2 separate regions of the Homo sapiens genome follow, and region 2 is linked to region 1. Evidence: chromatin contacts called from ENCODE Hi-C data. All regions are on one chromosome and are shown on one strand. Each heading gives the region's core, a stretch centred on a gene start or an enhancer-like site at or near the end of the contact. The rest is flanking DNA. Distances are from core to core; before and after follow the strand shown.

Evidence for each region. Hi-C counts contacts between places; a loop is a spot of excess contacts on that map. Pooled maps may share reads with other maps.
Region 2: a map with no recorded cell type shows a loop between it and region 1 (2.4-fold over the local background). The contact joins the enhancer-like site here to the promoter of ZNF485 in region 1. A Hi-C loop is called at or near these places in 4 of 37 single-sample maps with no recorded cell type and 6 of 50 pooled maps.

The regions. Positions count from the first base shown.
Region 1 is chr10:43,602,692-43,608,646 of GRCh38, reverse strand. ZNF485 (zinc finger protein 485) reads right to left here and starts at 2,209. Exons shown (of 5, transcript NM_145312.4): 1 at 2,101-2,209; 2 at 1,573-1,650; 3 at 1-33. The coding sequence starts at 1,596. It also overlaps the pseudogene CAP1P2. RefSeq lists a silencer at 1,894-2,173 and an enhancer at 2,454-2,503.
Region 2 is chr10:43,156,536-43,162,352 of GRCh38, reverse strand. It overlaps CSGALNACT2 (chondroitin sulfate N-acetylgalactosaminyltransferase 2), which reads right to left. Exons shown (of 8, transcript NM_018590.5): 3 at 3,422-3,638; 4 at 1,758-1,859. Among named protein-coding and RNA genes, the nearest start is that of CSGALNACT2, 21 kb to the right of the region's middle. RefSeq lists an enhancer at 1,373-2,572. Within about 2 kb of position 2,037, at least 2 of the 41 ENCODE cell types and tissues checked have a DNase peak (open chromatin) inside an H3K27ac peak, as active enhancers do.

The DNA of each region.
Region 1 (5,955 bases), core at 960-3,459:
GGCCACAGCCACATCCCCAAATGTCAGCGGTCCCTGCAAAACCAAACCCAATTCTGCTCATCCGGGAACCCCTGAGGGAGGCATCCCAAGAGAAGGAAGCAAGGTGGTCAAAGCCAGCTTCTGACAGTTCCAACAGTGCTCATGGAAACCAACAAGTAAAAGCTGAGGGCTCAGGGGATGTGCGACTCCTCCCTTGAGCAGGTTCTTCCTGCATGCCTGTCCTGCTCCCTCCTCCAGGCCTAGCCTCTGCTCACTCCACCCTTCATGTCACCTCATCAAAAAGGTCTTCTATTTCTCCACCCCATCCTCTGCCACTCAGTCTCGAAACCCATTTCACTTTTCTTCACAGGATTTCTCACCACCTGGCAGGAGAGGTTTGCACTGACTGTCAGCATCCTCTCTAATGTGAGCTCCAGGGGGACAGTGTGGGTCACTGCTGCCTCCCAGTCAAAAACACTGCCTGACACAGAAGTGTTCAAGCTTTATTCAATCAACAAATGAATAGAAACTTTGAAAAGACATGGAAAGTGATTAGCTTTATCCGAGAATTTACAGGGAGTATGATCTGACTCTGGGGCAGAATATTTTTAAAAAAGAAAAAAAAATTGCTTTTCATAAGAGTAACAACTTACTATGTACCAGCCACGGTGCTAAACCCTGAGATACATATCATCTCTCTAAATTTCTGCCGTAACTATATAAAGTAAAATCTATTTCGTAGCTAAAGACACAAAGGTTCAGAGAGTTGGAAGAACTTGCTCAAGGTCCCAGGGCTGGTTGAAGGCACAGTATAAAAGGAAGCCACAAAAAGTGGTAATGAAACTAGAACAAATTGGAATGGCTATGAAATACTAAAAGAAAAAATGAGTAAGCCTTAAAAAAATGAAAAGTGTGTTTCAAATGAAATTACTTGACTTAGAGCAGTAGAAATGTAGGTGATCTTTAATTTTTTTAATTTTATTTGTATAATAGACACTCAAATGTTTATCACTTCCTTTCAAAATACCAATTATTTAATCAGCTTCTCAAAATCCTTCAAAACCTAGTTTTCTCCAGGATAAAAGCAAACTCCAGTCTGGGATTCTAGACCATGAATGTTTCCAACTTTCTCAGACCAGTTTGTTCATGGTCCCGCCATAATGACTTCATTCAGGCAGCGCTTTCCCCTAGTATCCTCTGCAATTATGCAAATCTCATTTATTCTTCAGGAAGAACTAAGGCGCCCACTACTCCACCCCTCCCACCCTACCACACACTAAAGGTCAAGAGAGCACTGCTATCACCCTATGTCTTTATGGCCTACGTCTTTACATGCTAACGTGTATTTTTTTCATCGTCTGCCAGTTTGCAAAGCACTTTTCTGTTTCTAGCACTCTAGAAAACATGGGTAGCAATAATCTACTTGGTGAATGACTACGTAATGGGTAGACAGGACGGAAATCGCGGGACCCATCCAGGATTGGTTCGGGTAGCTTTGTCCACACACAGGGCAGGGCATTGTCCGGGCAAGAGGCATAAACCCCACCTCGCTGAAACACGTGGTTTCTCAAGAAATGGAAAAATCAAACTTGCCTGGATCTGGGCTCTTGGGGCCATCTGTCTCCTGAACTGTTCTCCCAGGCAAGGGCTGAGAATCCTGCGTAAGTCAATCTGGGAAAGAAGAGAGGAAATTGAGGAAGTCCCTCCGTGCCCTAGCCTAGCTAGAATCTGCCCTCTAGACCAGGTCCCCGCCCGCCCGTTCCCTCCACAGGTGGGCAGACAGGTCCAGGTGGGTACGCTCGGGAAGAAAGGAAAGGGAACGGCTGCTGGGATCCGGCCTGGACTGCAGCCAGCTCCACGCCAAACACTTTTGGCAGCACCGGGGGACGGCCTTGTCAGTGGCCCAATCTGTCGGCCGGGGCGCAAGGCTGGAGCGCTCTGTGATGCACCAGCCTCGAGCGGTCGCTCCACACGGCGCAGCCACTGCGGGTGGGCACTGCCCACCGCCGCCTTCCCCTCCCACCCCGGCTCGCCCCTCGACCCGCCCCTGGGAAAGGCGGGGAGCACCCGCCAGGGGCTCGAGGCTTCAGGGACCCAGCCTGACCCCGGCCGCTCACGAACCGAACCGAGCCGGCAGGGCTGCGGAGCTGCACGCCCAGAGAGTCAGCGACCACACCACGCCGTTCGGACAGTAACCACCAGCCAGGGGCTGGTGCAGCGCTCGCACCACGCGGAGACAGGCTGGACCGGAAGCGGAAGTGGCTGAGGCCGCGGAGGCCTCTGGGAAACGTAGTCTGGGCCGCTTGGGGTCTTAGGGGCTCCATCCGCAGAGCAGGTTGGCATCACCTGGGAATCTTTGAAAAGTGAAGGTGCGGGAAGTGGAGAGCGGCTGATCGCAGTCGGGAGGTGATACATTATGACTGACATGCAAAATCTGGTAAAAAATTGGACAGGGCAGTGGGCCGCCTGGAGGCAGTATCCCATACCTCTGACATGCACCGTGGATATGGAGATAGTCCTTCAAAAGCAGGAGCAGCTCCATATGCGCAGGCATTTGACTCGCTGCTTGCCTGCCCTGTGGCAGAGTACTTGAAGATCAGTAAAGAGATTGGGGAAGACGTGCAGAAAGATGTGGAGATGGTACACACAGTTTTGAAGTTGGAGTGAGCTCTCTTGGTTACAGCTTCTCAGTGTCAATAGCCGGCAGGTAATAAGCTTTCCGATCTGTTGGCACCTATCTCAGAGCAGATCAAAGAAGTGATAACCTTTTGGGAGAAGAACCGAGGCAGCAAGTTGTTTAATCAGCTGTCAGCTGTCAGTGAAAGTATCCAGGCCCTAGGCTGGGTGGCTATGGCTCCCAATCCTGGCCCTTATGTGAAAGAAATGAATCATGCTGCTGTGTTTTATACAAACTGAGTCCTTAAAGAGTACAAAGATGTGGATAAGAAGCATGTAGACTGAGTCAAAGCTTATTTAAGTATATGCACAGAGCTGCAGGCTTACATTAAGGAGTTCCATACCACCGGACTGCCTGGAGCAAAACGGGGCCTGTGACAAAAGAACTGAGTGGACTGCCATCTGGACCCTCTGCTGGATCAGCTACTCCTCCCCCACCACCAGGCCCCCCTCCTCCACTAGTCTCTGTCAGTTCAGGCTCAGATGAGTCCGCTTCCCTCTCAGCACTGTTTGCGCAGATTAATCAGGGGGAGAGCATCACACATGCCCTGAAACGTGTATCTGATGACATGAAGACTCACAAGAACCCTACCCTGAAGGCTCAGAGTGGTCCAGTACGCAGTGGCCCCAAGCCATTCTCTGCACCTAAACCCCAAACCAGCCACAAAGAAGGAGCCAGCTGTACTTGAACTGGAGGGCAAGAAGTGGAGAGTGGAAAATCAGGAAAATGTTTCCAATCTGGTGATTGATGACACAGAGCTGAAACAGGCGGCTTACATATACAAGTGTGTCAACACGATGTTGCAAATCAAGGGCAAAATTAACTCCATTACAGTAGATAATTGTAAGAAACTTGGTCTGGTATTCGATGATATGGTGGGCATTGTGGAGATAATCAACAGTAGGGATGTCAAAGTTCAGGTGATGAGTAAAGTGCCAACCATTTCCATCAACAAAACAGATGGCTGCCATGCTTACCTGAGCAAGAATTCCCTGGATTGTGAAATAGCCAGTGCCAAATCTTCTGAGATGAATGTCCTCATTCCTACAGAAGGCGGTGACTTTAATGAATTCCCAGTTCCTGAGCAGTTCAAGACCCTCTGGAATGGGCAGAAGTTTGTCGCCACAGTGACAGAAATTGCTGGATAAGCGAAGTGCCACTGGGTTCTTTGCCCTCCCTTCACACCATGGGATAAATCTGTATCAAGACGGTTCTTTTCTAGATTTCCTCTACCTTTCTGCTCTTAAAACTGCTTCTCTGCTCTGAAAAGCACAGCTACCTGCCTTCACTGAAATATACCTCAGATGTGCAGTGGGATAGCAGGTCAGTTGATCTTCTGCAGGAAGGTGCAGCTTTTCCAAATCAGCTCAACTGCCGACGAGGACTAATGATGCATTTTAGCTTTGAGCTTTGGGGGTTATTCTACCAACAAACAGTCCACTGGGAAGAAAACAGTCCCAGGAATTAACAGATCAGAACGTTCACACTGGTTAATCTTTTTCTGACAATGAGCATGAAGGTAGCAGAAGCTGGTGTGTTTCCAGATGGTTCTTCTAACCAAACTAATTTTTCACTATTGACAAGTGAGGCAAGGATTGCACTGGACCAAAGGCTGAGGCTTGGCCATCTAGCATTCCACGCAAAATTGTTTCCTATAAGCATTCCTTTTATTCACTATTCTATCCTGGGTCTGCCTCAACCATGAGATAGGAGAGTCTCCGGTACTAGCTGCTGTAGCAGTGCCCTTCATCCAGGGCAGTTAAAGGAGTATTCAACCCTTTCTTTCTCTGGGATCCCTGCCCAGCACCTTCCTACAGAGATGAAAAAAAAAAAAAGGAAAAACAACACTCCATTCCAAGGAGTCTGGTATTCCTGAATCCTCCTTCCCTGCTAGGTGCCTGTCACCTGTCTTCACTGCCTCCTTTTCCCTGTCACACTCACCAGCTTATGGCTTCTGTCCAAGCACCTGAACAGGGGACCAAAACCTCCACTGCAAGCTGCTTTTAGGTCTTGATTTATGTAAGAATCTTGCACAGCACTGCTAATGTAAATTTCAGTTTTTTCCCTCTAGGACAAACACTTACCAAAATACGCAACTTTTTTGGTGGGAAGAGAGATTGTCCTGTGATTTCTACCCATTTCCTGATCCTGTGGAAATAAATCTTTATGTACTTAAAGTTATACAGAAAATAGAATGAAATAAATACCAAAAAAAAAAAAAAGCAAAGTGAAGGTACCTGGGTCCCAGCTTCAGAGATTCTGAATTAATTGCCCTAAGTGTGGTCCTGGCATTCGGATTTTTTAAAGCCCCCAAGTGGTTCTAATGTACTGCTTAGGTTGACATCTGCCACCAGAAACTGATACGGAAAGTATGAGAGACATATTTTATGTGCCTTTGGATAGCTATTTGTTTCCAAATAATCCTGTTTTTATTTCATACAAATAAAAAGCATGTTAGAAAAGTACATCACCTAGAACACTAAAAACATTATTTCCTCACTATTTGCTGACATAGAAAATGAAAGTAGGTTGAATCTGTTTTAACAAATGTATTATTTTCTAGGAAAAACATATGTTTCTATTTATTAACTCCAGGAATTGGAAAGCTAAGGGAGGAAAATGTATCTCTCTCATTCAATTAGGGCCTTTTTTTTTAAGAAAATTTCTCAGGATGGTGCATTCATTTACCAATTTACCAGTGATTGACCAAAGGCCCACTGCGTGCTACTCACTTCTGGATGCTAAGGATAGAACAGCTGACAAGCGTCCCTCCTAGACTAAAGTGGAGTCAGGCTCCTTTGCATCCTCCTTTCAACTATGCCTTGTCTTGGCCTGGTGAGCCGAGTTTTAGCCAAGAATCCTACAAAGCCACTTTATCAAGAATCATGGCCAGGCATGGTGGTTCACACCTGTAATCCTAGGACTTTGGGAGGCTGAGGCGGGCGGATTGCCTGAGCTCAGGAGTTCGAGACCAGCCTGGGCAACACAGTGAAACCCCGTCTCTACTAAAATACAAAAGAAATTAGCTAGGCGTGACAGCGTGCGCCTATAGTTCCAGCTACTCAGGAGGCTGAGACAGGAGAATTGCTGGAACCTGGGAGGTGGAGGTTGCAGTGAGCTGACATCGCGCCACTGCATTCCATCCTAGGTGACAGAGTGAGACTCTACAAAAAACAAAAGAATCACACTTTTTCCATCACACTTTTTCCATCCCACTTTTTCCAGCAAGGGCACCTAAGGACCAGTCTTTCCTTACTTTGGGGGCTGGATCCAGAATCTGCATTTATTTATATATGGCT
Region 2 (5,817 bases), core at 788-3,287, 450 kb after region 1:
AGTGATTGGCTCAAGAGTGGGCAAAATGTCCTTCCCTGGGATTTTCTCAACTGGAGCTGGGAGAAAGCTCTTTCCTCTCTGATGGCAAAGCTGAGAAGATGTGAGCCCAGAGCCGCCAACAGTCATATCCCTCACCATGTGGAAGAAGCCAATCTGCAACAGGAGAATGAAGTCAACATGCAGAGAAAAACAGACAAGGAGACGAGAATTTTGATGGTATTCAAGTCTCTGGTTCCAATCCCTGAGAAACAAGAGTTGTTTTGATTTTCTTCCCCAAATTTGGTTGTAACAATCCCTTTATTTCTGGGAGGTATCCGAGATTCTTCAATACTGCTCCTATTTTCCTCAAGCAAGCTCAAGGTAGGTTTACACCATTTGCCACAGAAGTGTCTTGACAATACTTCAGTATTACCAGTGTGAGCTTGTGGCACTTAGTAGGTGATCTAAAAACACTAAGGAGGGACAGGAAGGGAAGAAATGGAGGGAGGGGGAACCAGGGTTAGGGTGGTGGCAGTAGCAAGGAAGAGATAGAGAAGAGGTCCTGTGAATTAAGTAGGAACTAACTAATTAGAGGTAACTGGAGGCAAAGAATAAGTAAAAGACTGTGGCTCTCAGAAGTCATGCCCAGATGGTGAAAATGGTTTTACTCTGAACTGAAAGAGGGCCATCAGGAGGAGGAGCTGGTGTAGGGAAGGGGAAGACAGTGAATTGTGTCTATATACATCAAGGCTCTGAGAATCCCTGCAGGTCAGGGACTCAGATTCACTCATCTACGCCCACTCTTCTTCCAACTACCCCAGTCAAACTCCCAAGCAGTGTACCTGGAACACAGTAGGCAGGACTCAATGAATGTGAGTTGAATGATTTGAGAAGAATGGCTGATCAAATCTGGGCTCTTGGCAAATGGCCACAACTGGCAGAAAGGTAAAGAAGCAAGTAAAGGATATAGAGCTGGTGTGGTTAGAGATGATAATCAACCTAATAGTTTACATTACATCATACTTACATTTACAAAATAGTTACATTTTACAAACACAAGAAGAACATTTTAAGACAGAAATACTGGTTAGGTTGTCAAAGGTAAAAAAGCAATGAAAAAGAATAACAGAAAAGAATTTGGCAGTTAAGTCGTTATCTTTGGGCCCATGATTTAGAAAGAAAAAGGCTGAGAGGCTAAAGAATTAATAATTAAGTACTAAGGGATTACTAATTCATCCATTCAAACCTCTGAGCATCTACTATGTGCCAGGTACTATATGACTTGCTTAGCTATGAACTACTGTCTCGTGATGTTGAGCTGTGAAAGGACAGAAACATAACAGTAGTGGCTGGGCACTTCAGAGTTGAGTGGGAGTTTCTTAAGGATATGGGAGACCTCAACATTGTTAGCAGGGGGAGAAGAAGGAGCCTGAGGAAATGGAAGGAAAGAAAGGTGACAAAAAAGAGACAAATTCAGAAGATGATTATGTCAAAGTGAAGGAATTAGATTTTAAAAAAAGGAAAGCAGCAGCAAATACACAGAAGGTGAGTGGGCCACAGAGAAAGCATCATGCCAGGCTGCTTGCTAAGCAGTGAAGGGAAGTTGAGTCATGTAGGGTTGCATGTGAAATGAGGAACTTATCATCACCACCACCGCCCACATGCTCAGCCAATTTTTAAATAATAGTTACTAAAAATTATTAACTCATTACATATCTGAAATTCTCTTTTAGCAATGTTATATATCAAGGCCTTCACTGCAGATGTGGTTCACCAACCTGGTGACAGATTCTAGGATAGACTTGACTTTAGACAGTCCTTCTTTACCAAAATACACCACTGTGAGATGAATCTTCTTGTCTTGATGAATACAAACATCCCTAACAGAAGTGAAAAATAAAAGTTTATTCAAGAAAACATGAGGCACTATTCATTAAGAAAGCAACCACATGAAGCTTTAACAAGAAAATGAGGCATTACTGACACAGTAGTAAACATAAATGTGGCAATACTGATGAATTATGGAAGGCACAAGGTCTATGCCTGAATGAGTGCACCCCTTGGAGGGCCATGGAAGCAGTCTGACATTGCTGCCATTATTTCAAAACATTTTTTGAACTTTTGCTTTTGGATTGCTTTCAGAAGCAAATCACAAGCTATTCAAGGAAATAAACTCAACTGGTTCAGAACCACATAAATAAATACTGACCTTTTGGATTAAGAGTTATTTTGTCTTCAGACTGGCTAATTCCAAAAATTGTAACTATCATTAAGGAATAAATATTTGCCATGACTGAGATTACTTACTGTAAATAATAATGTGGCCTTTGAAAGTAATTCCAAGAAAGGCAATAAAAAAATGCTTTAGGAAATCGGATCTCAAGTGAGCTATTTGGAACAGTAAATCTCACTTGGAAGTATGACTGCCAGACATTCAGCTGCAGACCAGTTTTAATTAACCTTTTAAATCCAACAATTTCAATATGAGAATAAAGACTAGGATCACAAAGCATTAAACCAGTATATCAAAGTATCTAAAACATTAAAAATATTAAAGTATTAGAAACATGGAAACTGTTAAATCAAAAAGCATTTTCCACAAATAGTTTTCATAATGTGTAGATAATTATTTAACACTTCAGCATTTTAAAATATACAAATTTGATAACATAAAAAAACTTTACAAATTCTCTGCTTTGCAAGCTGAAATAACTTTCTCCAATTTTTAGTTTAATGTTTGTATGTCTAAATGTATTTCAATTAAAAAACTCAAATCATTCTCAAGGGGATTTTCTTGTGAGACACAAGTATTCTGTATCTTAATTGGGGTGGTGGTTCGTGAGTGTATACGTTTGTCAAAAGACATTAAATTCCAGCCTGGACAACATGGCAAGACCTTCTCTCTACAAAGAATAAAAAAGATGGCATGCACCTGTGGTCCCAGCTACTTGGGAGGTTGAGGCAGGAGGATCACTTGAGCCCAGGAGGTTGAGGCTGCAGTGAACTGTGCTCACTCCACTGCATTCTAGCCTGGGTGATAGAGTGAGACCCTGTCTCAAAAAAAAAAATAAAAATAAAAAAAGAGTCATGATACCTATATCCTTAAAATATGTGGATTTTACTGCATGTAAATTATTCCTTAGTAAAGTTGATTTTTTAAAAATTCAACTTGTCTTAAAATGAATTCAAAACAATTATCAAGGCCATCAAATTTAGTTTCTAATAGGTGTCACTCTTAATTTATTTCATAGTTCAAATTGTCTATAACACAATATACTACACATGCTTTAAAAAAAGAGAGAATATAAAAAAATAAAGTTCCCCTAAAGCCTGTAAAATTATTCTAAGTAATTATAATCGGTGAAGATAAATTAAGGAAATCTGAGTAAAACGTGATTTTTTTTAGGAGAATGTAGCTTAATCATTAAGCCCTGACAGTTACCTGAAGTTCTGCATAAATTGTACAAATGCTTCAGTTCTTTCAGCAAGTGGCACAATGATATTAATAATTGATCTAGTGATGTCAATCATCTCACTCTTCACTTTCATGAGAGGTCCAAAAGGGCGGAAGAGGGTCACATGTCTATATTCCGTAAGGTCTGCTTTCTTAAAAAAGAGTTCATACTGTGTGCCCTTATCTCTCTCAGTGCGATAATAACCTAAAGGAAAGAGTTAGGAACAAAGACGTCTCCATGTCAAAGTTTACAAATTCAATGGGAAGACAGATTTTACTCACTTAAACATAAAGGGTATTAAACTAGACCTGCAGGATTTTTACCTATTTGTGAAAATACTTATCCCCACTGCACAGTAACAATTACTCGCTTAAAAGAAAAGGTTAAAAAAAAAGTTCACTGTTCTGTTATTTTATTCAATCTATAAAATATACTACAAATGACAATTGTTCCTTTTTACATACGACTTTTTAAAAATACTAGAGCCTATCAATATGGTAATCATGATAAATAAAGAAATTACTTCTAGCAATATTAAAATCTAGACCCAAGAGCCAAAATTTCTATTGGTTTAGGTCAACTAAAAGAAATCGAGTGCCTTCGTGTCAGTTATGTGATACAAAGAGTGCCACATGGTCTCAATTTTGAGGACAGGGCCAGTCTAGTGAAGGAGACAGAAAAATAGACAAATAATAACAATATAGTGCTATGTGATATATATATATATCTGTATATATATATGTGTGTATACATACATACATATAAAATCACTGACTAGAGTGAAGTCAAAGAAAAATTGGTACAGATTTAAACACAGTGATTTGAGATGCCTTTGAGAGAAAAGCATGCGCATCTACGAGGCAATCTGATTTTTTTTTTTTTTTTTTTTTTTAGACGGAGTCTCACTCTGTCACCAGGCTGGAGTGCAGTGGTGCAATCTTGGCTCACTGCAACCTCCATCTCCCGGGTTCAAGCAATTCTTCTGCCTCAGCCTCCCAAGTAGCTGGGACTACAGGCGTGTGTCACCACGCCCAGCTAATTTTTGTATTTTTAGTAGAGACGGGGTTTCACTATGTTGGCCAGGATGGTCTTGATCTCTTGACCTCATAATCTGCCCACCTCGGCCTCCCAAAGTGCTGGGATTACAGGAGTGAGCCACTGCGCCCAGTGGCAATCTGATTTTTAAGTATGGCGCTCAGGAGAGAGAAGAAGGTTAGACCTACAGATGTGTGAGTCACTCAGTAAATATCTGGGTATAAAATGGTGAATAAAATAGACTTGGTCCCAACCCTCCTGAGGCTTACACTTTAGTAGGAAGCACAAACCAGGAAATGGGCAATGCCACATACTGTGACAAGCAGTATGAATGTACAGGTGACAAGAGCACACAGAAGTACTGCTGTCTTAGACCTGAGGTTGCAGATGACTTCTCAGAAGAAGTGATATCTGAGCTAAAGTTTAGAAGAGGGATAGGAATTAGTTGTCATTACTAATTATTAGTAATTATTCTCCCTGCAGTGGGCAGACAGTGGCACAGTAGAGGAAAAGTGAGGAACAGAATATGTTCCATTTAGAGAAAAATCCTGAAGTATCAGAATCCAAGGAGAGTTATAAGACAAAAGCAGGAGCTGCAGAATATAAAACTGGCACAGCTCCCTTTCTTTTTAGGTAGAGCTGATGTGAGGACATTTTACACATGTTACTTAGTTATCTTATTTCCTCCGCAGCTTCCAATTCTGCCATAAGCTACAAACATACAGTGAGAAGACAAAAAGCTGAGCTTGCAGAAAAATCAGAAGAGTTTTGAGAAAAATAATCCATCAAAAATGGCAGGAAGTGACAGCAGAAAAAAGAGGAGGCCACAAGGAAAGGCAGCTGCAATGCCACTGCAAAGCATAATGCCCTCCCTGATGGCCTCCAAGGGCCTCAGTGTATTATAATAATGCTACAGTGCAGCAAGTGATGGCCATGATGATTTGGAGTCAAAAAGTCTACATGTGCTATACGAGGGGTCCCTAACCCCCAGGCCACAGACCGCTACTGGTCCGTGGCCTGTTTGTTGGGAACTAGGCGGCACAGCAAGAGGTGAGTGATGGGAGCCTGGCAAGCATTACCGCCTGAGCTCCGCCTCCTGTCGGATCAGTGGCTGCACTGGATTCTCAAAGTAGAGCAAACTCTGTTGTGAACTGCACATGCAAGGAATCTACACTGCACGCTCTTTATGAGAATCTAACTAATGCCAGATGATCTGAGGTGGAACAGTTTCATCCCAAAACCATCCTCACCATCCCATGGAAAAATTGTCACCCATGAAACCAGTCCCTGGTGCCAAAAAGGCTGGGGACCACTGTGATAACACAGTTTATAGAATCAAGCAAAGAGA